Linked DNA regions of Homo sapiens: all the other regions are linked to region 1. Evidence: chromatin contacts called from ENCODE Hi-C or POLR2A ChIA-PET data. All regions are on one chromosome and are shown on one strand. The core of a region is the stretch at or near the end of the contact, and the rest is flanking DNA. Distances in the headings are between cores, read along the strand shown. Region 1 holds the start of CEP131 (centrosomal protein 131). Region 2 holds the start of ASPSCR1 (ASPSCR1 tether for SLC2A4, UBX domain containing). Region 3 holds the start of PCYT2 (phosphate cytidylyltransferase 2, ethanolamine). Region 4 holds the start of ALYREF (Aly/REF export factor). Region 5 holds the start of MCRIP1 (MAPK regulated corepressor interacting protein 1).

Region 1 (5,067 bases), core at 868-3,367:
ATCGCGCCACTATGCTCCAGCCTGGGCAAAAATGCGAGACTCTGTTTCAAAAAAATAATAATAAATAAATAAATAAATAAGTAAACAAATAAAACCAATCCCTGACAATACCAAGAGCTGAGGAGGATGGGGAGCAACTGCAACACCTGTGGCACTGGTGGGAGCGTAGAGCTGTACAACTTCTTTGGAAAATAGCTTAGTAGGCCGATGTGGTGGCCCACGCCTGTAATCCCAGCACTTTGGGAGACCGAGGTGGGTGGATCACCTGAAGTCAGCAGTTCAAGACCAGCCTGGCCAATATGACAAAACCCTGTCTCTACTAAAAATACAAAAATTAGCCTGGCATGGTGACATGTGCCTGTAATACCAGCTACTCGGGAGGCTGAGGCAGGAGAATTGCTTGAGCCCAGGAAGTGGAGTTTGCAGTGAGCCAAGATCATGCCATTGCACTCCAGCCTGGGCGACAGAGGGAGACTCCATCTCGGAAAAAAAAGGAAAAAAAAGAAAAAGAAAATAGCTTGGCGGTTTCCTTTTTTTTTTCTTTTTCTTTTTTTTGAGATGGAGTCTTGCTCTGTCGCTCAGGCTGGAGTGCAGTGGTGATCTCCGCTCACCGCAATCTCTGCCTCCTGGGGTCAAGCGATTCTCCTGACTCAGCCTCCTGAGTAGCTGGGATTATAGGCAGACGCCACCAGGCACGGGTAATTTTTTTGTATTTTTACTAGAGACGGGGTTTTGCCATGTTGGCCAGGGTGATCTCGAACTCCTGACCTCAGGTGATCCGCCCACCTCAGTGTCCCAAAGTTCTGGAATTACAGGTGGGACCCACTGCGCCCGGCCGGCAGTTTCTTATAAACAATCATTTGATCCAGCAACCCCACTCCTGGGTATTTACACAAGAGAAATGAAAAGTTGTGTCCACACAGAAGCCGATGAGTGAATGTTTATGGCAGCGTCATTCATAATTGCCAAGCACCAGGAACAATCTCTGCGTCCTTCATTTGATGAATAAAACCATCAATAAATAAAACCATCTGAACCGGTGGTTCACACCGGTTACAGGATACCACTCAGCAATAAAGAGGAACCAGCATGAATCTCAAAATGCGAAGTGGTAGAAGCCAGACCCACAGGCGCGCTGCGCGACATCCCTTTTGTGTGACATTCTGGAAAAGGCTGCCTCTAGGGATGGAGAACAGAGAGAACTGAGCAGCCGCCACCAGCAGTCAGCAGGTACGGGATCCGGAGGGAGAATGTTCTGTAACTAAAGTTACACAACTCCACTGCACACCAAAAAATGTGGATTTTACTGAAACCAAACTTTTTATTTTACAGAGCACTGGACTTTTTAAAAAGCGGGGGCAGGGGAGACCAGTGTGCTGTGACTTTTAGGGGAAGGATGGCTTCCCTGGAGAGGACCTGGGCGGAATCCCCAGGGCTCCCGGAGAGAGGGGGAGTCACAGAGCGGCTACGCACGGGGCGCAGCGTTAAAACTTTGGAGAAGGAAAAAAAACAACAAAGCAGCGCGAAGGGAAGGAGGTCAGGGAGGTTAGCAAGGCGCCCACACGCCCTCGCAGTCGTACTGAGTAACGAGGGGAGTCGCGCACGTGGGTGGGGACAGAGCGGCCTAGGACACTGGGGGAGCCCCGGGCCGCGGGAGTGCGGCGGCCTGGGGGTGTCGGGGAGCCGAGCCGAGGCCGCGTGCTCCTCGCGCCCTCCCTGGTGTCTCCTCCCCAGGCCCTGCGTGCCCCGCCCACACCTGCCTTGCCCCGCCCACATCTGCCTCGCCCTACTCGCCCATCACACCCCCACCTCACGCCCCGCCCACAACCGCTGGGGCCCCGCCCCTGCCCGGCCAGCTCCTCCCGCCGCCCTCGGTCCCCCGCCCCCTATATGACCCGCCCCTTTCCAGCCGCGTCCAATCGGCCGCTCTCTGTAGTCGCGTCCCTCAGCCATCCGCCGCTCCTCCCACGCTTGAACTTCCCGAAGGACAGCCGAGCGGCCCAATGAGCTCCCGGGACGGCCTGAGCGGGAGCGTGAAGGGCCAATCCGGAGTCGGCGCGCGCAGGAAAGGCGGGCCGGCGTGACGGGCTGGGGAGGTGGTGCCAGGCTGGTTGCTAGCTGCCGCCGCTGCTCACCCCGGCCGTCCGGCCGCTTCATTGTCACCGGGCCTCGGGGCAGTGTTGGGGGTGGCGGGGCGCCAGGTCGCCGACCCGAGGTTTGGGCGCGACTGGTTCCGCATCCCCTCCCCGCCGGCCGAATCTGCAGGCCCCGCGCGCCAGGCAGGCTTCGCGGCTGCGCCCCCGGCCCGCGCAGGTGAGGGGGGCCCGGGCAAGGGAGGGGGTTGCAGGGCGCACGGAGGTTGGAGGGGTCCGGAGCCCGCGCAGGTGGGAGGCCCTGGTCCAGTGATGAAGTGATGGGGATCCGGGGCACGCACAGGTGAGTGGGGGGATCTGGTGCCCGCGCAATTGAAGGCGGGATCCGGGGGAAGTGAGGGGGATCCAGGGTGCGCACAGGTGAGGGAGGTCCGGGGCCCGCGCAGGTGAAGACAGGCTCGTGCCTGAGGGTGTGGGTCCCCACCTCCATCCCCTCCACCCTCTCCACCTCCCTCCACTCCCCTCCGGTCCCCAGGACAACATGGAGTCCAGTCCCGGCATCTCTGGCCCGGCTGCCTTAAGCCCTGGGGAAAATGGGGAGATGGGAGCTGCCCTGAGGACAAGTGGAGGGCTCTGCTCTGCGCGTGGGCTCTGGCCTCTCTGTCCAGGGTCAGGGTCAGGGTCAGGGTCAGCCCACCCTGGGAACCAGGTCCTGGCGCTGGTCATCAGTCCCCGCCCCTTCAGGTCCTGGGAGGGACACAGTTTTATCCAAGATGTAGTGGCCTCCCAGGCCTCCCTTCTTCTGGCTTGGAGGTTTCCATGGAGAGGCCCCGTTCGCCATCCCAGAGCCGCTTGCAAGTGTGGCTGGGAGAGCAGAGTCCTGGGCTCCAAGGGCTTGCATGGGTCCAGCCAGGGGTGGACAGTGCCCTGCAGGAGGAGGGTGTTAAGTTTCTTCCGCACAGCCGGAAGTGCATAACTGAGGACTGGGACCTGGTCAGTGGCAGGGTCAGCCTCTAGGGAGTAGGGGTATCCATCGCTCCGTGGAAGGGACCTTGGGGGACCTGCTGTGGGGTGCCGGGCTGAAGGAAGCCCAGGGTGACCTTGGGCGATAGGCTGGGTGCCTGCTGGCCTACTGGAGGCCACCGTGGCAGGGAGGTAATTCTCGAGGTTGGTCCCTGGCGCCAGCTTCTCCCGTTCATCTACGGGTTCAGCTGAGTGCCTTTCCCTGCAGGTGCTGGGGTTGCTCAGGAGCCACACAATTCATAAACCAACTGTGTGCGGCCACAGGAAGGGAGTCCGAGCCGGATGGGGAGTGAAGAGTGATGGGTGCTCAAGGAAGGCCTCTGAGTGCAGGGAGGGAGTGTCCTGAGACCTAGAGGCAGGGGACTGGCCGGGGCCAAGCTGGCTGAGTTTGAGGAGAACCAGGGAGGCTGTGTTGGCTAAAGCCACAACAAAGGGGCACAGCAGGGGAGCTGGCGAGGTCACAGAGAGTACAGGGCCAGATCTTGCAGGAGTTGGATGTGTAGACTTTATTCTCTGTGCCTAGGAAGCTGTTGCAGGGTTTTTGGCAGGGGCACATGCACGAGCTGAGACCCGTTCAGAAAGATCAGAAAGACTCGTTCAGAAAGAGGTGCCATGTGGGGACGGGCTGGGGGCCGGCAGGGTTTGCTCTGAGAAGTTCCAAAGTAAGGAAGCCAGCATCCCCAAGCTAATCCCCTCGATCGATCGTCAGAACCCCCGTCCCCTGCTGGAATAACACATTACCCAGGGAGTGTTTGCCCGGTGCAGCCTTGAGGCCTTGAGACCAGCATCTTGTCTGGACCTCACAAAACCACTCCCGCGTTTTTTTTTTTTTTTTTTTTTTGAGATGGAGTCTCGCTATGTTGCCCAGGCTGGAGTGCAGTGTCACGATCTTGGCTCACTGTAAACTCCGCCTACCAGGTTCAAGTAATTCCCCTGCTTCAGCCTCCCAAGTAGTTGGGATTACAGGCGCTCGCCACCACGCCCGGCTAATTTTTTGAAGTTTTTAGTAGAGGTGGGGTTTCACTGTGTTGCTTAGGCTGGTCTTGAACTCCTGAGCTCAGGCAATCTGCCTGCCTTGGTCTCCCAAAGTGCTGGGATTACAGGAGTGAGCCACTGTGCCCGGCCAACACGCAACCCCTTTTTAAAATGTGTATTTTTACTTAGGGGCCGGGTACGGTGGCTCATGCCTGTAATCCCAGCACTTTGGGAGGCCGAGGCAGGCGAATCACCTGAGGTCAGGAGTTCGAGACCAGCCTGGCCAACATGGCAAAACCCCGTTTCTACTTCTACTAAAAATACAAAAATTAGCCAGGCGTGGTGGCGGGCACCTGTAATCCCAGCTACTCAGGAGGCTGAGGCAGGAGAATCGCTTGAACCCGGGAGGCAGAGGTGGCAATGAGCCGAGATCGCGCCACTGCACTCCAGCCTGGGTGACAAGAACGAGACTCTGTTTCAAAAACATAATAAAATAAAAAATAAATCAAATGTCCCTTTTACAGAAGAAAACAGTGGGGCTCGGGGCAGTGACTTTCTCAGAATCACGGTGTGGGGTAGATGGCAGAACCTGGCTCACATCGACAATGGCCTGTGGCCCAGGCTCCCTCTGGGGTGCTGCTGGCTTATTCCCACCCACGGGCCTTGCCCTCGCCACCCACCTGTCCATCATCCAGGGCCCTCCTGCCCTGGCATACACTGACATTGGGCTCAGAACAGCTCCCTCATGTTCCTGTCGAGGAGCCTGCCACCAGCCAGAGGGGTGCATAGGTTGTGACAGGCCTTCCCAGGAAGTTTGGTGGCCAGTGGACCCAGCTGAGGCTGGGCTGGAGATGGTGGGTGCAGGGGACTGTAGTTCCCCCACGGCATCTCATTGCAGCTCTTGCTTCCCCGCTCAGGACCTGCCTTGTCCACCATGAAAGGCACCCGGGCCATCGGCAGCGTCCCGGAGCGCAGC
Region 2 (5,067 bases), core at 1-2,500, 750 kb before region 1:
CCCTGTAGTTCTGCAACCTGCCTTAAACTTGCCTAGCACAAGCTACCCCCTGGCTCTGGCACGGTTCTGTGCACCTGCTGCCACTGCCTGCACCGCCTCCGCCCCTCTTCTCCATAAAAAGCCAAAGCCGTGGCCTTGCACCAAGGGGTCCCGCGCAGCCTCTGCGGGAGCGCCCCACTTCCGCACTCTGCACGCCTGGCACCAACAGCCTCCTGGCTGCGCCCTCCACCTGCCCAGGCCTGGGGACCCCACGCCGTGGGCTGCTCCCGCAAACTCCGAGTCGTGTGCACCTTCGGATCCTCACGGTCCCCCACGCAGCAGAGGCTCAATAAATACTTTTTTTTTTTTTTTTTGATATGGAGTCTCGCTCTGTCTCCCAGGCTGGAGTGCAGTAGCGCGATCTCGGCTCACTGCAAGCTCTGCCTCCCAGGTTCACGCCATTCTCCTGCCTCAGCCTCCCGAGTAGCTGGGACTACAGGCGCCCGCCACCACGCCCGGCTAAATTTTTTTGTATTTTTTTAGTACAGACGGGGTTTCACCGTTTTAGCCAGGATGGTCTTGATCTCTTGACCTCGTGATCCACCCGCCTCGGCATCCCACAGTGCTGGGATTTACAGGCGTGAGCCACCGCGCCCAGCCAATACTTTTACATTTAATTGATTCGCGGTCACAAGGTGCCCAAGTAAAAGTGCAGTGAGTGACTCGGCAAAAATCGCTTCCAGGCCCCACGGCCGGGACATCTGCCACCGCGCAACCCGGGCTCCCGCTCCGGGGGACGCCCCGGAATGGGAACGCGGGTCTAGGGCTCCACTCCTCCCTCTTCCCGGCGCCCTCGCGAGCTGGGCTCGGCCGGGCGCCGAGTACTCGATGCGGGTGACACGCGGCGCCGTTCTACCTCACCCCTGGGAAGGCTCGCCACCGCCCCGCCCCCACTCGGGACCCCCGGGACCCCCGGGACCCCAGCGGAAGCGCAGGTGACGGCGAGCAGGGGGCGGGGCCGCCGCTCAGGAGGCCGCTCATTGGCCGCCGAGGCCCCGCCCCCGAACACCGGGACGCCGACCGCAATGGGCGGGGCCTCGGCGCAGCGCCCCCCGCCCGCCTACCCGTCCGCCCCGGGCGGGCGGCCGCACCTGAAGCAGCACGGTGCTCGGCGTCACCTTCACCGTGTGGCGCCGGCCGTTCGGGGCCAGCACCGACACCGCGGAGCCTCCGCCGCCTGCCGGGGCCGCCATTTTCCGCTCACGTGACCCGCCGCCGGGCCGGCGTCAAACAACTTTATCGGCAACAGCCAGGACGCGCAGCCACGCGGCCAGGGGGCGGGGCCGCAGCGCACTTCCGGGTCCTGCCAGGCCCCGCCCTTTCCCCACCCACGGCGCCCCGGCCCCGCCCTTGGGCCGCCAAAGCCCGCGCCAGACCCGGAAAGCGCGGTCGTCCTCTGCCTCCGGGAAGCGCGGCTTGGATGGGCTCGCCGGGGCCAGGCTGGGCCGGGGCTGGGCGCGCGGTCACCCCCGGTGAGCGGCACTGAGCCCCGGGGTCCCAGCGGTCCGCGCTCGCCCACCCTCGCTTCGTCCCTGACACGTCCCCAGCTCGGTGCCCTGCTCTCCCCCGACCCTCCCGGCTTCCTCCACTCCAGCAGCTGAGCCTCTTCCCTGCCCACCTGTCCCTGTGGTCAGCGTCCACCTCCTGACCTTATGGTTTGGGGCAGTCCCCCCGCCCCTGTACGGATCCTCCCTGGGTGTTGGGACTCGTGGCCCTCAGTCTAGACCTGATTTCTTTCATCCTAAAATGGGAGTGCAGAATCTGGCAGCCCTAGGGCTGCCGCGACGGTCCCTAAACCTGAGGGTAGGAAAGGCGGGAGACCGGTTTCAGAACCGTGGGGTGAGCGAACTTGAGTCTCACCGGAGCTCCTGCCGACCCACAGGCACTCAAGGACTTCCCGCACCAACCCATGCTGAGGAGGGGCTTGGTGGCAGCCTCAGGAAACACTCCCATCGCCAGCCACCGCAGCAGGGAAAGCACCTGGCCTCACCAGCTCCAGGCTTCCAGAAGGAGCTGCCCTCCTGACTCGCAGCCGTCGAATGTGCTTAGCTCCCAGCACCTGGGCCACTCATGGACAGCACTCGCACGTGTTCCGCCCCGCCCCCCACCTCCATGGCTCAGCCGGGCCTTGGCACTCCTCTCTCCATGTGCCTGCCTGTCTCTGCGGACTCCTGGCTAGGGCTCAGCTGCCCAGTAGCCTGTGGAAGGGGGAACTGGTGCAGTTATCAGTCAATCCTCCCACAGGGCTGGGATTACACACGTGAGCCACCGCACCCGGCAGTCATTGCTGAGTCTAAGGACATCTCTGCATGGGTGCTGTTGTGCCTTCCTGTCGATGACATATCCATGTCACCCACACACACCTGTATGCTGACAAACACGGACATCTATGTACATTGGAGAAACCTGGGGAAAGCCCCAGGCTAGCCATAGCCCTCCCATCCAGCCAGCCAGTCCCATGCTCTGTGCAACCTCAGAACCTTACTGAGCCACACATCACCTGGTGGGTTTTAATTCTTTAGTGGCGTTTTTGAAGAGTCTGTTCCTATTTTCCTTAGACTGTCCCACAGTCTGGATCCTTGGTTAAACGTTTGGGGCAATGATGAAGGGAGGTGACAAGTCAGCAGGAGGTGCAGGACATCAGCGTGGCCATGAGTGAGGACGTGAAGTTGAACCACTTGGTCAGCTTTGGGTCTGCTGAATTCCTCCATGGTCAAGGTCCGTGGCTCCTTGTGGAGTAATTAAGGCATGCGTGAGGTCATTCTCTGAGACCACAAGCATCAAGTTTTCCCAATAACCATTTGCCCAACAGTTTTAGCATCAGTTAATGAGTAGATTCAGTGTTAAACCGTAAAGCTGCAAAATCATGGCTTCCCAAGTTTATTGTTTCTTCTACATTTATAGTCACTTTCGGTCAAGCTTCCCCTTCTTTAAAAAGTTATTAAATATTTGGGAGGCTGAGGCAGGAGAATGGCGTGAATCCGGGAGGCAGAGCTCGCAGTGAGCTGAGATCACGCCACTGTACTCCAGCCTGGGAGACGGAGCAAGACTCTGTCTCAAAAAAAAAAAAAAAAAAAAAATTAAATATGGCCAGGCGCGGTGGCTCACGCCTGTAATCCCAGCACTTTGGGAGGCTGAGTTGGGCAGATCACAAGGTCAAGAGATTGAGACCATCTTGGCCAACATGGTGAAATCCTGTCTCTACTTAAAAAAAAAGTACAAAAATTAGCCGGGCATGGCGGTGCGTGCCTGTAATCCCAGCTATTCGGGACACTGAGGTAGGAGAATCACTTGAACCTGGGAGATGGAGGTTGCAACGAGCCAAGATCGCACCATTGCACTCCAGCCTGGGCGACAAGAGTGAAACCCCATCTTGAAATATATATATTTATTAATATGAATTCATGTATTTTTTTCATTCAGTCAGCATTCTTTTTGATGCTCAAATTGGTCCGAATTTGGCCAGTGAGACCTCCTTTAAGCTGGCTCCTATGCTTTTTTTGATAGGAGGGATGATCTTTTATCCTGATATTATTTCAAACTTAGCCGAGCAAGGTGGCTCACACCTGTAGTCTTAGCTACTCCGGTGGCCGAGGCAGGAGAATTACTTAAGTTCCAGCCTTAGTGAACCACTATTCATGCCTATGAATAACTACTGCACCCCAGCCCGAGCAACGTAGTACGATACCGTCTCAAAAAAGGAGAAGGAGAAGAAAGAAGAAGAGGGAGGAGGAAGGAAGAAAGAGAAGAAAAGTTTGCAAAAGCAAGAATTCCTGCTGTATATCTTTTTTTTTTTTTTTTTTTTTTGGAGATGGAGTCTCCCTCTGTCGCCAGGCTGGAGTGCAGTGGCGAAATCTCAGCTCACTGCAACCTCTGCCTCCCGGGTTCAAGCGATTCTTCTGCCTCAGCCTCCCGAGTAGCTGGGACTACAGGTGTGCAGCACCACACCCAGCTAGTTGTTGTTTTGTTTTGTTTTGTTTTTTGAGACGGAGTCTCGCTCTGTTGCCCAGGCTGGAGTGCAGTGGTGCAATCTCGGCTCACTGCAAGCTCCGCCTCCCGGGTTCACATCATTCTCCTGCCTCAGCCTCCCGAGTAGCTGGGACTACAGGCACCTGCCACCATGCCCGGCTAATTTTTTGTATTTTTAGTAGACATGGGGTTTCACCATGTTAGCCAGGATGGTCTCAATCTCCTGACCTCGTGATCCACCCGCCTCAGCCTCCCAAAGTGCTGGGATTACAGGTGTGAGCCACCACGCCCAGCCTCCTGTATATCTTTTAGCCAGATAAATCAGTGTTTACATGTCACCCCATTTGTTTTATCATATTCTCTTTCTCTCTCTCCATATACATGTAAAAACTTTTTCTGGCCAGGCACAGTGGCTTACACCTATAATCCCAGCACTTTGGGAGGCCAAAGTAGGAGGATCATTTGAGCCTAGGAGTTTGAGACCACCCTAGGCAACATAGTGAGACCCCAGCTCTACAAAAAATACAAAGGTTAGCTAGGCATGGTGGCATGTCCCTGTAGTCCCAGCGATTTGAGAGATTGAGGCAGGAGGATCACTTGAGCCCAGGAGGTCGAGGCTGCAGTAAAGACATTGAGCACCTTCGCCACTAAATACTTCAGTTTTTCTCTTTCCTAAGAATAAGGCCAGTCTCAACCAGGTGCAGTGGCTCACGCCTGTAATCCCAGCATTTTGGGAGACCAAGGCGGGTGGATCACCTGAGGTCAGGAGTTCAAAACCAGCCTGGCCAACATGGTGAAACCCTATCTCTACAAAAAATACAAAAAGTAGCTGGGCGTGATGGCAGGTGCCTGTAATTCCAGCTACTTGGGAGGCTGAGGTGGGAGAATTGCTTGATTGTGGGAGGTGGAGGTTACAGTGAGCCAAGATCACGCCATTGCACTCCAGCCTTGGCGACAGAGTGAGACTCAGTCTCAAAAAAATAAATAAATAAAATAAGGCCAGTCTCTTATATAGCCACCATAATTTCATACAAAATTGGGAAATCTAATGTTGGTATC
Region 3 (5,067 bases), core at 1,467-3,966, 690 kb before region 1:
GCCGAAGCTTTACATCGTGAACCTGCAGGTAACTCGGGTGCTGAGAGCCACGTCCTTAGATCTGGGTCTTAGAACGCACAGCCAGAGACACCCCACACCCATGCACCAGGGCGGTCTGATAGGGCCCCCGTGGGTGCTCAGGGAGCACCGACTGAGCCCGTAGGGGCCAAGGCTGACAGGCCACCGGGAAGGGTTGGGCTGCTGTTACTCTCACTCGGCTTTCCCTGTCCTCAGTGGACCCCGAAGGATGACTGGGCTGCCCTGAAGCTACATGGGAAGTGTGATGACGTCATGCGGCTCCTCATGGCCGAGCTGGGCTTGGAGATCCCCGCCTATAGCAGGTGAGTGAGCCGCTGCAGCAGCCTGCTTCCCCGCACCTCTGTGTGCTGGGCCTTGTCTGTCTTCTCTCGTGAGCTGAGTGTGGAGGAAGCTCTGAGGTGTTTGCAGTGGTGCCTGAGGCATGACTGAAGCGTGGTGGTCTCCAGAGGGCCTGACCTCGGTGGTTGGCGGAGACCCTGCGTGTGCCACTCCTGCCCTGGCTGATGTGGCACACACAATCCCCGCGGGGAGAGGGATTCTGCCCGCGTGCTCCTGCTCCAGGCCTCCCCGTGGAGCTCTCCGAGATGCCTGGTGGGAAGCATCTGGAGGGGACGAGCACTCGGCAGCTCTGGTCAGACAGAATCTGTGTGCTTGGTTTTGGGAGTTGGCGTACTTTGGGAAAGCTTAAACAAACTGTGCCTTAATACAGAATTTGTGATAATTTAGACTTGGTGTATGTATTGAGTAAAAAGTTTACACTCTCTTTCTCTGTGAATTTTCAGGGTCTTATAGGGGAAATCAATAACTTCTTTTAATCAAAGGGTTCAAGAAATTAAGGATCCCTTCACCTTCTGGGCCTGGCACTTCTTGTATGTTATGTGTGTGGTGTTCTGTGATGTGGGCTATCGTGTACTGTATTTTTTTTTTACATTAACTTAGCTCATTTTCCTTATCAGTGCGTATCTGTATCTTAAGTTATGATCTGTGGTTCTGCATCTCCGTCAGACACATGCTTTCTTCACGGGGTCGTCTGTAGGCCACGCCTCCCTAGTCAGCTGGGAAGGGGGAGAGGGTCTGGTCCACCTGCCCCAGCGGTACAAGTGGAAGGTGGGGCCCAGAGTTGCTAGTGACTCATCCCTGGAGACGGAGGCAGCCCTGGGGCCACTGCTGCCCCACCCTGTGTGTGCACGCCGCTCAGTGGTGGACAAGGACACGGAGTTTTGAGGAGACCGAGCTAGTGTGGGTGCCGACCTTTGAGTCACCACCTAAGAGGTGACCTCTCCCACATCCGTTCTGCAGCTTGGTAACAATGAAGCTGCCGCCAACCAGAGCCCCGCCGCAGTTGACACGGGAGGGAAGGGGATGGGAAGGCAGGGACCGCAGACAGCTTTCCCGAGCTGGGGCAGGTGTGACTGCGAGAGGCTCCCAGGCCCGCCTGATGCCGCTTTCCCTTTTTGGCAGGTGGCAGGATCCCATTTTCTCACTGGCGACTCCCCTGCGTGCTGGTGAAGAAGGCAGCCACAGTCGGAAGTCGCTGTGCAGAAGCAGAGAGGAGGCCCCGCCTGGGGACCGGGGTGCACCGCTTAGCTCGGCCCCCATCCTAGGGGGCTGGTTTGGCAGGGGCTGCACAAAACGCACAAAAAGGAAGAAAGTGACGTAATCACGTGCTCGATGAAGAACAGTTGGCACTTTGCAGATGGCCAGTGTCACGGTGAAGGCTGGGTTGCCCCCACGGGTCTAGGGAGAACGAACTCTTTGGGGATGACATTTTCACCGTGACATTTTTAGCCATTTGTCCTTGAGGAAGCCCCTTGCACTGCTGCGGTTGTACCCTGATACGGCCTGGCCATCGAGGACACCTGCCCATCCGGCCTCTGTGTCAAGAGGTGGCAGCCGCACCTTTCTGTGAGAACGGAACTCGGGTTATTTCAGCCCCGGCCTGCAGAGTGGAAGCGCCCAGCGGCCTTTCCTCGCTCACCAGGCCAGTCTCAGGGCCTCACCGTATTTCTACTACTACTTAATGAAAAAGTGTGAACTTTATAGAATCCTCTCTGTACTGGATGTGCGGCAGAGGGGTGGCTCCGAGCCTCGGCTCTATGCAGACCTTTTTATTTCTATTAAACGTTTCTGCACTGGCTTCCGGTGTCCCCGAGTGGTCGGCGCGGGCTCCCCGGGCTCAGGTCTGCCGCCTGGCAGCTCGGTCGTGGCTTAAAACTCCCTTGGTTGGACAGGGGACAACTGTAGATTATTGTGCCAAAAAATAAGAAAAAAAACTCCCCTGGTTGGGACAGCGCCCCGTGGAGGTTCCCGGAGGTGGCGGCGGTGGGACGGTCCCCACGCCGCACTGCCCCGCCAGCCGAGCGCCAGGTGTGGGCGGTGCGGAGAGGCCAGGTGTGGGTCGGGGGGCGGGGCTCGGAAAGCGCGGCACACGCCATTGGCTGTGCGTTTGGAGGGGGCGGGACTCTGTCAGGGGCTCACGCCATTGGCCGTGCGCGGAGGTGCGGTGGGGCGCGGCCTTCGGGGGGTGGGGCTCGGGGCGGAGGGCGGGAGGCGGGGCGGGGGAGGCGGGGGCGGGGCTCGGGCCGAGCGGCGCACGCCATTGGCCGTGCGCAGCGGGTGAGGCCCGCGTGACGGCCGCTGAGCGTGCGCCTGGCGGGGCGGGCGGCGGCGCTCGGAGTCGCCGGGAGCTGCCAGGCTGTCCGCGCCGCCGCTGCGGGGCCATGATCCGGAACGGGCGCGGGGCTGCAGGCGGCGCAGAGCAGCCGGGCCCGGGGGGCAGGCGCGCCGTGAGGGTGTGGTGCGATGGCTGGTGAGCGCGGGGCCGGGGCGGGCCGCGGGGGCGCCGGGGCCGGCTTCCTTCCGGGGCGCCGCGCCAGCCGTTGCCCGGGGACCGGGCCCGCGTTCTGGGTGGCGTCCTCGTCCGGCATGGGCCGGGGCTGGCAGGCTGCGGGGCTCGCCTGCCGGGAGGGTCGGGCTGCAGAGGCTCCGCGCCCTGCCGTGGGCGACCCCGTCTACCTCTGGCGGAGGCCCCGCCCGGTCACGCCGACCTCTCCGGTGCAGCCACCGCGCTGAGATCTGGAGCCACGGCCTCCCTGCTTCTCCGTAACCACCAGCAACCAGCTTGCCCGGCTCCGGTCCAGGGGTTCCCCTGGCCTCCGGGCGAGCGTCCCTGTAGGTGGGCATCGGGTGCGACCTGCCTGTCCGGGACCCGCGGTGAAGCCCGCGGGCTCCCGGGTCCTCCTCCGCGGGGCTAGAATGCGATCGGTCTTCCCTGGCCAGTCAGAGGGCATTGTTTTAAGAAAAGTTTCGGGTTGTCAACAAGTGAAAGGAAGACGACCGTTACTGATAATTTGCTACCTCTGACCCTTTCACGTGCCTGCCGGATGGAATCCAGGAAGCAAGCGCCTCTATCTGATTAGCCCTTCCCAGGAGAGCAAGCAGGGCCTTGTCTTCTGTGTCCGAGTCACCTCTGGGAAAAGGAATGTGGCTTTGTGTCAGTGGACTTTGACCTTGCCCTGACCAGGCCCCAGCCCCATTCCAGACTGTGCTCCCCTGGCCCAGCCTCTGCCCCCTCCTCCCCTCCAGCCTGTCCAGTGGGTACATGGGCCCGCCAGATTTTACCCAGCATGTCTGCCGGGCTCCGCGCACTGTGGCAGGGGTGCTGGGAGGAAGCAGTGGTGTGCAGTGGAGCAACTCTGTGCACTGTGTGGGCTGCCAGGGTCACACCTCTCCCTGGAGAGGCAGGGACAGCTTTGTCCACTTGAGGGGATGGGCCGCTGCTGTAAAGAAGTGGCGAAGAAGCCAGGGCAGCGAGGCCCAGTTGGTGGCAGGGCTGTGTAGCTTTGGGCTTGAGAGTTCACGTGTTAGCAGACCTAGATTTGTGAATGAAAACTCTCGAGCCAGGTGGCAAGGCAGTGGCTGTTCACCCTTAGCGTTAAGCCTGCTGAGCTTGAGGCCGTAAGGGAGGAGAGACAGGATTTTCAGGGCCAGTGATTCCCAGGGTTTTATTTTGTGGTTGGATTTGTTTTGGGTTAGCCCCAGGGACTGTTTGCTTGTCTCAAGGTAGTCTAGGATCCAACCCTACCCCAAGAGTTAACATCGGCTTATTTTAAAGTGACTGCCCAGGGCAGTTGATATTTGGTGAGGGGATAGGACACGTGGCCCTGCAGCTTTCAGTGGGCTCCAGTCTGTCCTGCACCCACCAGTCCTCTAGACCCAGCCAGGCCTTGACATCTCTGCCCCTGCCACCCTTTCTAGATCTGGCACAGGGGTCCCACCGTCAGGCCCAGGAGCCAGTGGGGTGGAGAGCTGAGCACCTACATCCTCCGAATCCCAGTCCCAGGGCTCCCAGCAGCAGCTTCTCAGAGCGCTTCCTAAGGAGTCCTCAGAGGAGCAAAGCTCTGCCCCTAACCCACAGGGACACCTGGTCCCCACCCTTGGCACAGGGACCACCCACTCTCTCTGTCTCCACAGCTATGACATGGTGCATTACGGCCACTCCAACCAGCTGCGCCAGGCACGGGCCATGGGTGACTACCTCATCGTAGGCGTGCACACCGATGGTAAGCACAGATGGCCTCGCCCACCCGCGGCCCCCCAGCCCTCCTGTGGGTTGCGACTGTTGACTGAAAGCCTGCAGGCCTGGGGCCACCTTGCCAGGGCACAGCTGTAGGGGAGGGCACTGTAGGCTCACCCAGCCCAGCCCCAGCTGAGGATGGCCTAATGCCTTTCCCATCTTGCATTTCCTGTCCCAGCTAAAGAGAAGGGGCACCTGCTCCCCACCACTGCCAGCGAGGCTCCCAAGCCTTCAGGGGCTGAGCACCTGCTCGTCAGAAGGAATCTCTGCCTTTGCCTGAGACCCTCGCAGGGAAGAGAGCCACCCAGTTGGCCAGCACTAGTGGGCTAAGGGCCAGGGTAGAGAGACAGCCTGCCCCCACCGGCCCTCTTGTGTGGCTACAGCTGGGTGCTGGGAAGGGGCCTCCTACTGGAGGGGCCGGGTGGGCTGGGGTCCCCAGTCTCCCCGTTGTC
Region 4 (5,067 bases), core at 1,391-3,890, 670 kb before region 1:
ACCCAGGCTGTAGTGCAGTGGCATGATCTCAGCTCATTTCTTGTGCTTCGGCCTCCTGAGTAGCTGAGGCTATAGGCACGTGACTCCACGCCCGACTAATTTTTGTATTTTTAGTAGTCGAGGTTTCACCATGTAGGCCAGGCTGGTCTTGAACTCCTGGCCTCAAGCGATCTGCCACTGCGGCCTCCCAAAGTGCTGGGATTACAGGCGTGAACCCCTATGCCCTGCTATGAGCCCCGTTTCTATTAAAACAAATAACAAGTAAAGGGCTCTGGGCCCAGAGGGTCAGGGCTGCAGGGGAGCTACGGGAGAACAGCAAGCCCCAGCAGCAATCCGCTTTGTGGCTCACACCTGTGATCCCAGCACTCTGGGAGGCCAACTCGGGAGGATCGCCTGAGCTCAGGAGTTTGAGACCAGCCTGTGTAACACAGTGAGACTGAGTCTCTACCAAAAAAAAAAAAAAAAAAAAAGGAAAAAAAAGAACTATCTGTGAGGTTTCTTTAGCCATCTAGAGAAAGGGCACACTCTTCTCTCCAAGGGAAGGGACTCAGCTCCTTACGGACAAGGAGATCACATTTGGGAGCACAGGACAGTCAGGAGTTTGGTTTTACCTCACGTTGAGGATATCTTCAAAGATCTCAAATGGGCCTGGCCAACATGACGAAACTCCGTCTCTACAAAAAATACAAAAAAATTAGCCGCAGGTGGTGGCTCATGCTTGTAATCCCAGCACTTTGGGAGGCCGAGGAGGGTGGATCACTTGAGGTCAGGAGTTCGAGACCAACCTGGCCAACATGGTGAAACCCCATCTCTACCAAAAAAACAAAAATTAGAGGCCAGGCGTAGTGGCTCACGCCTGTAATCCCAGCACTTTGGGAGGCTGAGGCAGGCAGATCACAAGGTCAGGAGTTCAAGACCAGCCTGGCCAACATACTGAAACCCTGTCTCTACTAAAAATACAAAAAATTAGCCGGGTGTGGTGGTGGGCAACTGTAATCCCAGCTACTCGGGAGGGTGAGGCAAGAGAATCACTTGAACCTGGGAGGCGGAGGTTGCAGCGAGCTGAGATCACGCCAGCTCCCAGCTCTATTCGGGAAGCTGAGCCACAGGAATCACTTGGACCTGGGAGGCAGAGATTGCAGTGAGCCGAGATCGCACCACTGCACTCCAGCCTGGGCAACATAGTGGGACTGTCTCAAAAAAAAAAAAAAAAGCCAGCTGTGGTGGCGTGCACCAGCTGCCTGAGAGGCTGACGTGGGAGGATAGCTCGAGCCCAGGAGTTTGAGGCTGCAGTGAGCCAAGATCACACCACTGCACTCCACTCTGGGTGACGGAGGGAGACCCTGACTCAAAAAACAAAAACAAAAGCAAGTATCTCAAAACAACTTAAAATCCATGAAATGGGCTGGGTGTGGTGGCTCATGCCTGTAATCCCAGCACTTTGGGAGGCCAAGGCGGGCGGATCATCTGAGGTCAGGAGTTCAAGACCACCCTGGCCAACATGGCGAAACCCTGTCTCTATTAAAAATACAAACATTAGCCAGGTATGGTGGCACGTGCCTGTAGTCCCAGCTACTCGGGAGGCTGCCGCTGGAGACTCGCTTGAACCCAGGAGGCAGAGGTTGCAGTGAGCCGAGATCGCCCCACTGCACTCCAGCCTGGGCGACAGAATGAGACTGCCTCAAAAAAAAAAAAAAAAAATCAATGAAATGGCACACTGGTTTTCATTAATAAGTTGCAAAAATAATTTTTTTTTGGAGACAGGGTCTGGCTCTGTCGCCCAGGCTGGAGTGCAGTGGTGCCACCACGGCTCACTGCAGCCTCGACCTCCTGGGCTCAAGCAATCCTCCCACCTCGGCCTCCCAAGTAGCTGGTAGTACAGAAGTGCACCACCATGCCCAGCTCATTTTTTTTTTTAGAGATGGGGGTCTCACGATGTTGCCCCGGCTGGTCTCAAACTCCTGGGCTGAAGCGAACCTCTTGCCTCGGCCTCCCAAAGTGCTGGGATTACAGGCGTGAGGCCCGCGCCCGGCCCGCAAGAAAACTTGTAAAGGATATGACTGGCAAAATGTGACAGTGCAGACTTGGGGGGGCTGCAGGTGGAGACCAAAAAACCAACCCGCAGCTCGTCTGCAGCGGCTGCCGCCCGCCGAAGCCGCGCCCGCCGGACCCCACCGCGAGCCGAGCGCACAGTCCTGGGCGGGAGCGGAAACAAGGACTCCCAGCAGCTCCCAGGCACCCGCCGCGCCCGTAGCGCCCCCAGCGCCCCCAGCCCTGGCCGATCGGGCGGAGCGTGCGGGGAGGGAGGGGCGCGTAGGCTCCGCCTCCAACGGCCGCCGCCCCACCCCCTGCGCCCTCGCACCTTCGCCAACCTAATCACGCACCGCCCTACCCGCCCTTCCGTTGGCAGCGCCGGCGTCCGCGCGGGAAGGTATAAAAACGACCACAGTCGCGGCCCGACTCCCTCAACAGCGCCCGCCGAGTCTCGCACGCCAGTGCGCACGCGCCTCCCCGCCTCACCCCGTCCCGCGCGCGCAGCCGTCCGCCAGCGGCCAATCAGCAGCCGCTCCGAGGCCGTGGCACCGGAAGGCCTCACGCGGCGCCGGAAGTGACGTGCCGGCGTGCTGACGCGCGGGCTCGAGCCGATGCCCGATTCCGCGCCCGCCATGGCCGACAAAATGGACATGTCTCTGGACGACATCATTAAACTGAACCGGAGCCAGCGAGGCGGCCGGGGCGGGGGCCGGGGCCGCGGCCGGGCCGGCTCCCAGGGCGGCCGCGGCGGTGGGGCGCAGGCCGCCGCGCGAGTGAATCGAGGCGGCGGGCCCATCCGGAACCGGCCGGCCATCGCCCGCGGCGCGGCCGGCGGAGGCGGCAGGAACCGACCGGCGCCCTACAGCAGGGTGAGTGCGGAGGCCGGCCGCGCCGGAGAGTGGGAGGGGGCCAGCCGGGGCTGGGGCCGGGGCCGCTCGCGGCGGAGACCCGGGCCGGCGGGTGGATAAGGCTGGTGGAGCGGCCGCCCGGAGGTCCGGAGGGTGCGTGTGGGCGCGGAGGGGGTGGTGGGCGGGAGCGAGGTCGTTCTTTCGGGGTCCGGTCCCGGAGGCTGAGACCCTTCCCAGCTCTTTGTTTGTTCCGGACGTTGGGGCCTCGTGGCAGGAGAGGAGGGGACGCTGGGCGCGGCACAGGCGGCGGGAAGTTAGTCTAAGGGAACTGAAGTTGTGCGGCCGCGGTGGGACCGTGCGGCCTCGGGCTGGGGCAGCTGCAGCGCCGGAGGGAGCGCTGGCGGCCCCGTTTCGGCCGGATCCTCTCAGGCCGGGAAGAGGAAGGGTCCGGAGTAGCCGTGAGGGTCAGGAAAGCCCTGGACTGAGACTCACAGATCTGCTCTTGTTGCGGTTTTTTTTTCAGCCAAAACAACTTCCCGACAAGTGGCAGCACGATCTTTTCGACAGTGGCTTCGGCGGTGGTGCCGGCGTGGAGACAGGTGGGAAACTGCTGGTGTCCAATCTGGATTTTGGAGTCTCAGACGCCGATATTCAGGTAAGAGACGAGGGCTTCTCGGTGAGCCGTTCGCCCTGCACAGGACGGATCGTGATTTTGGGGATGTGGCCCTGAGTCCCCTTCCCGCCTTAGCGAAGGGAGCCCTCCCAGCTCTGAAGGGCTGCAGGACAGACCCAGTGCTAGTAAAGCCGGGGTCAGTGCGCAGGCAGGTGCGAGCCTAGCTGAGCCTGAGGAACTGCTGCTGTTAGTCTGAAGATGGGTTCTGTGAGTGAAAATCCCCTGCCAGGGCTTCCAGTTTCTAACAGGGACAAAGACTGACCAAATGTGAGTGGTTTTTGGCTGTTAGACCCAGCCCAGTTGCTTTTTAAATTTTGTGCCTGTCTTAGTGGGTTAATGTGAGAAAAAGAATCTTCTTTATGTATCTTGTGAAGCACAGGGAGTCTGTTTTTCTGGCTCTGTTTGCCTTGAGTACTGTCTTATAAAGACCTTGTACGCTGTGGTTTTATCACTCCCCACCGCCGTGTCCCGTCAGTGACATGACTCTCAAATCCATCTTTGGTTGAAGCTTTTCTTTTTTAAAAAAAGAAAAATTGAATCCCAATGGCATTTCAACTTGTTTTCTGGTTAAGAAATGACTTTTTGGGAATCAGTTTTGGAGATGGCTGGGCAGGGTTCAGTTGCCCACAGCCCAGCCATTTGCCTTGGGAGGACAGAGTAGGGCCAGTGAGCACTCACAGTGTCTCAACACTTTTTTTAAGGTGGTTTCTAGCATCCACTGGAAACCGCTTTTGGTGAACTCCAGTTCCCGCTGTGTGCCTGCGGCCGGAGTATCCCCACACTCTGGGTTCCCTCTCCAACTCCCAGCCTGCCTGAGGTCAGGGCAGTTTCCATGACAGCGCTTGACTTCAGACTTTGCCGCAGGCTTGAGTAGGAGGAGAGGGAAAGGTGAGCCAGAATCTGCCTTTGGGGGAGGGGCTGGGGTCAGGGCTCCCGAATCTACAGGCCCTTCAAGCTGGTCTGATATCGGACTGCTTCCCTTGCTCTTGATTTTGGCCTTTACCGTTTCTTGGAACAGCCCTTGGGTGTGTTGTACATTTTCCTTTGTTGAAGAGGATAGTGGCTTAATTTTGTGCCCGTTGCTAGTGGGCTTTGCAGCTTCCTCTACCTGCATCGTGGTACACGTGTCAGGTCCCCACAATGGCAGGAGCCCTCAGACCCAGGTGCTCTTGGAAGTTGCTGTCCCTCCTGCCCCGCCCTTCCCTCATTTCCCGTTAACCACTGTCCTGCCTCCCAGAGAACCACCCCCAAAGCAACTCACGCTTCCAGGGCCTGTCCCTGGGCCACCAGAAGGAACGCAGTTTTGTTGCTTTTCTGACAACTGCTCTCTGCAACTCCCAGGAACTCTTTGCTGAATTTGGAACGCTGAAGAAGGCGGCTGTGCACTATGATCGCTCTGGTCGCAGCTTAGGAACAGCAGACGTGCACTTTGAGCGGAAGGCAGATGCCCTGAAGGCCATGAAGCAGTACAACGGCGTCCCTCTGGATGGTGAGTCTGGGGGTGGACCCACG
Region 5 (5,067 bases), core at 965-3,464, 610 kb before region 1:
TGGAAGGTGAAAACTGACAGGTAGGGAGATGGAGGGGCTAAGGCCTGTTTCACCACAGCACGGTGGACCTGTGCTTCTGCAGATGTGGAGGGGGTGGCCGCCCCTCACTTTCCAGGAGGTAGAGAGCAAAAGCCCTTCCAATGACCTTGGTACCTACTGTGCCCTTGATCTCGCGTTCCTAGCTATCTCATGGGTTCTGCACCGGTGCCTCCTCCTGCCCTCGGTAAGGCACCTTCTAGGTCCAGCTGTGGGGCAGGGAGCGACAGGCAGGAATGATCTGACCCCTTTGGCCGGGCACGGTGACAGATGGGCTGAAAGATGAGTCACTAAACATGATCTGGGGTGCGGGGCGGGGGTGCAGCTCAGTTTCAGCCCCTCGCGCCGGGGAGGATGACCGTGCAGCTTTATATAGCCCCTGAGCCCTATATAAGCAAGTCAGAGGCCGGGGCTCGTCCGACAGGAGCCCTCAAGCTGATCTGGTCGGGACCGGATACATTATTAACCCCAGTGCAGTAGGGTCCCCAGGGGCAACCTGCCCCACAGCGCCCAAGATGCCTAGCAGAACTGCCCGCTATGCCCGCTACAGCCCACGGCAGCGGCGGCGGCGGATGCTGGCTGATCGCAGCGTGCGTTTCCCTAATGATGTCCTGTTCTTGGACCACATCCGGCAGGGTGACCTGGAGCAGGTGGGGCGCTTCATCCGGACTCGGAAAGTCTCCCTGGCCACCATCCACCCCTCAGGTGAGCAAAGCCTGGAAGAGCTGGCCAGGGCCTGTGGGGTGGTGGGAGAGGCCAGCAAGGAGGACCTGACCTGGGGCTCAGTCTTGACCCCTCCCGTCCTCCCTGCCCAGGCCTGGCCGCCTTGCATGAAGCCGTGCTCTCTGGAAACCTGGAATGCGTGAAGCTGCTGGTCAAATACGGGGCTGACATTCACCAGCGAGATGAGGCGGGCTGGACACCCCTGCACATTGCCTGCAGCGATGGGTACCCTGACATAGCCAGGTGAGGGGGCCCTGGGTCTACACAGGCTTGAACCCGACCCCTCCGGGCCTCAGTGGGTCCCCAGGATGGGAGCCCCAAAATGTAGCCCGGGTGGTGTCGGCAAGAACCCTAGAGGCTGGGGGCGGTGGCTCACGCCTGCGCCTGTAATCCCAGCACTTTGGGAGGCCGAGGTGGGCGGATCACCTGAGGTCAGGAGTTCGTGACAAGAACCCTCTCACTACTAAAAATACAAAATTAGCCACGCGTGGTGGCGCGCGCCTGTAATCCCAGCTACTCAAGGCTGAGGCAGGAGAATCACTTGAACCCGGGAAGTGGAGGTTGCCGTGAGTCGAGATCATGCCATTGCACTCCAGCCTGGGTGATAAGAGCGAAATTCTGTCTCAAAAAACAAAAAAAACAAAAAAAGAACCCTGCAAACCCTAGAGGCTTCTGGAATCCTGTTTCTGCCTTTGTCCTCAATAGAACCAACTTGAAAAGCTGGCCACAGCTTCCAAAGGGTCAGGTTTCTTCCTCCTCACCCTACCCGGACCTTAGGACCCCAAGGTGGGGGACACACAGGTGACCCCAGGACTCTGGCCCTCTGACCCGGGTTGGGGCGAGCACTCTCCTGGCTCCTCCCCGCTTCAGCCAGAGCGACCTTTACACCCCAGGTACCTTATCTCCCTGGGAGCGGACAGGGATGCAACCAACGACGATGGCGACCTGCCCTCCGACCTCATCGACCCGGACTACAAGGAGCTGGTGGAGCTCTTCAAAGGGACCACGATGGACTGAGCCAGCTTTGCCCGCCCGCCCCCGCGCCCAGGGCCGCCTCCCTGGAGAAGCCGCGCGTCGCCCATGGGCCAGCACGTGCCCCACCCGTGGGCCAGGGGCGGCCGGACCCGTCCCTCCACGACCCCGCCACCCCTCCTAGGCCTGGCTTTGTCCCCAGGTGAATTTTTTACTGTGACACTTTTTACTTTTTCAATAAACGTGACTCCCAGGTGAGGGGGCCTGGGTCTACACACGTGGTCCCTGTGGTGGTGTCCTGATTACTGGGCTCTGGCCGCTCCCAGTGGCCGGCGGCGCTCACCGTTCGGGCCAGGGAGGTCCGGAGCTTCCGCCACGAGCCCCAACCCCGCACGGGAATCCCGGCCGCCCCCGCCCTCCGCCAGCCGGGCGGTCACGTGAGAGCGCGCTGCGCCTGCGCCTGTGCAGCCCGCGGTGGCGTCACTTCCGGCGGGGCCTCCCAGCTGGAAGAGGCGGTGGCGGCGGGTCGGGGCGAGGTGAGGCGGGTGCGGCGCCGGGCGGCGGGGACGGGGCGGGGCGGGGCGGGCGCGGCTGGGCCCCGCCCTGGTGTCGCCGCGCGGCCGCGGGTGCCCTGCAGGGCCGGGCGGGGCCGGGCGCGGGGGAGTGGCCGGGCAGCCGGGGTCCGAGGGAGGGGCCCGCGTTCCCCGCCCGGCACCTGCAGGAGGGCGCGGCCCGCGGGGCGCCTGGGAGCGCGCGTGGGGAGGGCGCGGCTCGGACTGAGCGCCTTTCCCGCCCAGGCAGGGGCAGGTGCCGGGGACCCAGCGCCGCCGGACGCTCGCAGCGGGCCAGCCTTCTGCCGCCGTCGGGGCTTTGGGGCTGACAGAGCCCCGCTTTCCCGGTCTCCTGGAGGGACCGTGCCTGAGGATGCCTCCGATTCTCGGAGCGCCGCGGGCCCGGCCGTCCGCATTCTTTTTCTGTCCATTTTTCGGCCTTGCCCTCTTTCCCGTCTCCCCGGGCGGTGATGCTGGGCCTAACGGGGAGAACGGGGCCTCCGCCTGCCTTCTAGGCACTCACTGGGCGGTGGTTGTGACCGCGGGGGCGGGAGCCATACGGGGCACGGGCTGTGCTTCTCTCCCTCCTGCCCCTGGGTAGCCGTCGCAGGAAGGTGGTCTTTCAGCTGGATCCCCAAGGATGAGTAGGATAGTTTTGGGCAGAGAAGACAGCTTGACCAAAGGCCCTGAGGTGTAAACAGGGACCAGTGAGTGGACTTTGGGTGGGATGTGGCGAGAACGTGTAGAGAGGGTGGGAAGTGGGACGTGAAGGAAGAGCCAACAGGGCTGGATTTGGGGCGAGTCAGGGGAGGTTGTGGTTTGAGTGGGATCAGGATGGGGAGGAGGGCGCACACGCTCAGGCTGTTGCTGCCACCACCCAGGGGAGAGGGTGAGGAGGTGGTGCAGCGCTTAGAGGCTTTCCCTGGGCGGTCTTCAAGGGACCACGAGGTGCCAGTGTGGCAGCTGTGACAGCCGTATCCTCGTGCGCCTGCTTGGGCAATAGATCATTTTCTAGCCTCGTTGGCTGAAAAAGACACAGAACACGAAGAGAAAGTGGAGTCTTAGAAACTTTGAATCTCAGAAACTCCGGAGGAGCATGGTGACTAGCGATGGCGTCACTGATTCTAACTCTGGAACCTCACTATTGTCACGTTGCTGGAGTGTTACCTCATGGCCTGTTCTTAGGCATGTGGCTGTGTGGGGGAAAGAATTTGGGACTGGGAGGCCAGAGACTGGGGTTCTGTCCCCTCCCCACCTGGAAGTCTCTAAAGCCCTTGGGTCCCCTGGAGGAGGAAGGTTCTACATAGTTCTACCCAATGCGACTCCCCTCCCTATCTGGAGGGAGGGCCAGTCTCTGAGCAAAGCCACATGGGTATCAGTAGGGAGTGGGTCTTTCAGGGAGTCCAGAAACCTGCTGTAGGGTGCAGGCAGAGTGGAGGCAGACTTTGGGAGGCTCAGGCCAGCTGCAGCATTCGGGCTGAGCCCCAAATGCTGTGGCCCCGGAGGCCCTGGGAGGGGCACCGCTGCTTGGTGGCAGGCTCCTTCAGCGCTGAACTGGAAGTTCTCAGGGTATCTTTCTGGTCCAGCTGTGGGGATGTGGGCAATGTGTGTAAGGGCCCAGCGTGGTGGCTGCCCTGCCCTTAGCCCGACAAGTGTTTGCTGTGGCTGGTGGCAGTCTCTTCTTTCAGTCCCCAGTGCTTTTCTGGGCCTCCACCTTCCTAAGAGTGGGCTGACTCTACATTCCAGTTTACCCAGAAGAGTTGTTTCATTCTTGATAATCAACAGCATCCCTTTCGTTCTTTTTTTTTTTTTTTTTTTTTGAGGGCAGAGAGCAGAGATGGGGCCCTTTTTTGTTTGTTTGTTTGTTGTTTGTTTTGAGATAGAGTCTTGCTCTGTCTCTGTTTCCCAAGCTGGAGTGCAGTGACATGGTCTCTGCTCACTGCAACCTGCGCCTCCTGGGTATAAAGCGATTCTCCTGCCTCAGACTCCTGAGAAGCTGGAATTACAGGTGCATACCACCATGCCTGGCTAATTTTTTTTTTTTTTTTTGAGAGACAGAGTCTTGCTCTGTTGCCCAGGCTGGAGTGCAGTGGCACAATCTCGGCTCACTGTAACCTTTGCTTCCTGGGTTCAAGCGATTCTCCTGCCTTAGCTTCCCAAGTAGCTGGGACTACAGGCATGTGCCACCACGCCCAGCTAATTTTTGTATTTTTTTTTAGTAGAGATGGGGTTTCACTGTATGTTGGCCAGGCTGGTCTCGAACTCCTGACCTCAGATGATCCTTCCACCTTGGCCTCCCAAAGTGCTGGGATTACAGGCATGAGCCACTGCGCCTGGCCTAATTTTTGTATTTTTTTTTTTTAGTAGCAATGGGGTTTTGCCATGTTGCCCAGGCTGGTCTCAAACTCCTGACCTCCTATGATCTGCCCACCTCAGCCTCCCAGAGTGCCAGGATTACAGGCGTGAGTCACCGCACCTGGTCGAGATGGGGCTCTTTCTATGTTGCCCAGGCCAGTCTTGAACTCCTGACCTCCCAAAGTGCTAGGATTACCACCACATCTAGCCCCTTTCTTTTTTCTTTTTTTGAGATGAAGTCTCACTCTTGTCCCCCAAGCTGGAGTGCAATGGCGTGATCTTGGCTCACTGCAACCTCTGCCTCCCGGGTTCAAGCGATTCTCCTGCCGCAGCCTCCTGAGTAGCTGGGATTACAGGCGACTGCCACCACGCCTGGCTACTTTTTGTATTTTTAGTAGAGACGGGGTTTCACCATGCTGGCCAGGCTGGT

Evidence for each region. Hi-C counts contacts between places; a loop is a spot of excess contacts on that map. ChIA-PET counts read pairs that join two places held with the same protein, here RNA polymerase II (POLR2A). Pooled maps may share reads with other maps.
Region 2: a pooled map shows a loop between it and region 1 (12-fold over the local background). The contact joins the promoter of ASPSCR1 here to the promoter of CEP131 in region 1. A Hi-C loop is called at or near these places in 1 of 37 single-sample maps with no recorded cell type and 8 of 50 pooled maps. POLR2A ChIA-PET finds 5 or more read pairs at or near these places in 2 of 52 experiments (HEK293 and naive thymus-derived CD8-positive, alpha-beta T cell).
Region 3: a loop to region 1 is called in a pooled map, with 10 times the contacts of the local background. The contact joins the promoter of PCYT2 here to the promoter of CEP131 in region 1. A Hi-C loop is called at or near these places in 8 of 50 pooled maps. POLR2A ChIA-PET finds 5 or more read pairs at or near these places in 2 of 52 experiments (A673 and activated T-cell).
Region 4: a pooled map shows a loop between it and region 1 (8-fold over the local background). The contact joins the promoter of ALYREF here to the promoter of CEP131 in region 1. A Hi-C loop is called at or near these places in 6 of 50 pooled maps.
Region 5: a loop to region 1 is called in a map with no recorded cell type, with 18 times the contacts of the local background. The contact joins the promoter of MCRIP1 here to the promoter of CEP131 in region 1. A Hi-C loop is called at or near these places in 2 of 37 single-sample maps with no recorded cell type and 7 of 50 pooled maps. POLR2A ChIA-PET finds 5 or more read pairs at or near these places in 1 of 52 experiments (activated B cell).

The regions. Positions count from the first base shown.
Region 1 is chr17:81,220,015-81,225,081 of GRCh38, reverse strand. CEP131 (centrosomal protein 131) reads left to right here and starts at 2,117. Exons shown (of 26, transcript NM_014984.4): 1 at 2,117-2,313; 2 at 5,009-5,067. The coding sequence starts at 5,026. RefSeq lists silencers at 1,525-1,894, 2,055-2,384 and enhancers at 1,746-2,415, 2,416-3,085, 3,086-3,756.
Region 2 is chr17:81,973,812-81,978,878 of GRCh38, reverse strand. ASPSCR1 (ASPSCR1 tether for SLC2A4, UBX domain containing) reads right to left here and starts at 1,250. Exons shown (of 16, transcript NM_024083.4): 1 at 1,131-1,250. The coding sequence starts at 1,232. It overlaps LOC105371939 (a long non-coding RNA gene), which reads left to right and starts at 1,394. Exons shown (of 2, transcript XR_933953.4): 1 at 1,394-1,511; 2 at 1,922-2,911. LOC124904087 (a long non-coding RNA gene) reads right to left here. Exons shown (of 2, transcript XR_007065951.1): 2 at 2,544-2,768. RefSeq lists a silencer at 755-1,614 and enhancers at 1,093-1,864, 1,865-2,638.
Region 3 is chr17:81,909,048-81,914,114 of GRCh38, reverse strand. It overlaps PCYT2 (phosphate cytidylyltransferase 2, ethanolamine), which reads left to right and starts at 2,716. Exons shown (of 13, transcript NM_002861.5): 1 at 2,716-2,848; 2 at 4,513-4,601. The coding sequence starts at 2,760. It overlaps SIRT7 (sirtuin 7), which reads left to right. Exons shown (of 10, transcript NM_016538.3): 8 at 1-28; 9 at 235-341; 10 at 1,501-2,176. The coding sequence ends at 1,699. RefSeq lists silencers at 2,363-2,532, 2,563-2,852, 3,013-3,152.
Region 4 is chr17:81,889,159-81,894,225 of GRCh38, reverse strand. ALYREF (Aly/REF export factor) reads left to right here and starts at 2,640. Exons shown (of 6, transcript NM_005782.4): 1 at 2,640-2,903; 2 at 3,406-3,537; 3 at 4,897-5,044. The coding sequence starts at 2,646. It overlaps ANAPC11 (anaphase promoting complex subunit 11), which reads right to left and starts at 2,503. Exons shown (of 4, transcript NM_001002248.3): 1 at 2,385-2,503; 2 at 612-674. RefSeq lists silencers at 988-1,203, 2,084-2,623, 4,654-4,818 and an enhancer at 4,622-5,067.
Region 5 is chr17:81,830,438-81,835,504 of GRCh38, reverse strand. It overlaps MCRIP1 (MAPK regulated corepressor interacting protein 1), which reads left to right and starts at 2,214. Exons shown (of 5, transcript NM_207368.5): 1 at 2,214-2,267. PPP1R27 (protein phosphatase 1 regulatory subunit 27) reads left to right here and starts at 455. Exons shown (of 3, transcript NM_001007533.4): 1 at 455-741; 2 at 852-1,002; 3 at 1,653-2,013. The coding sequence starts at 552. The coding sequence ends at 1,776. RefSeq lists enhancers at 158-670, 671-1,183, 1,697-2,210, 3,237-3,750, 3,751-4,264 and silencers at 1,806-1,925, 2,036-2,595.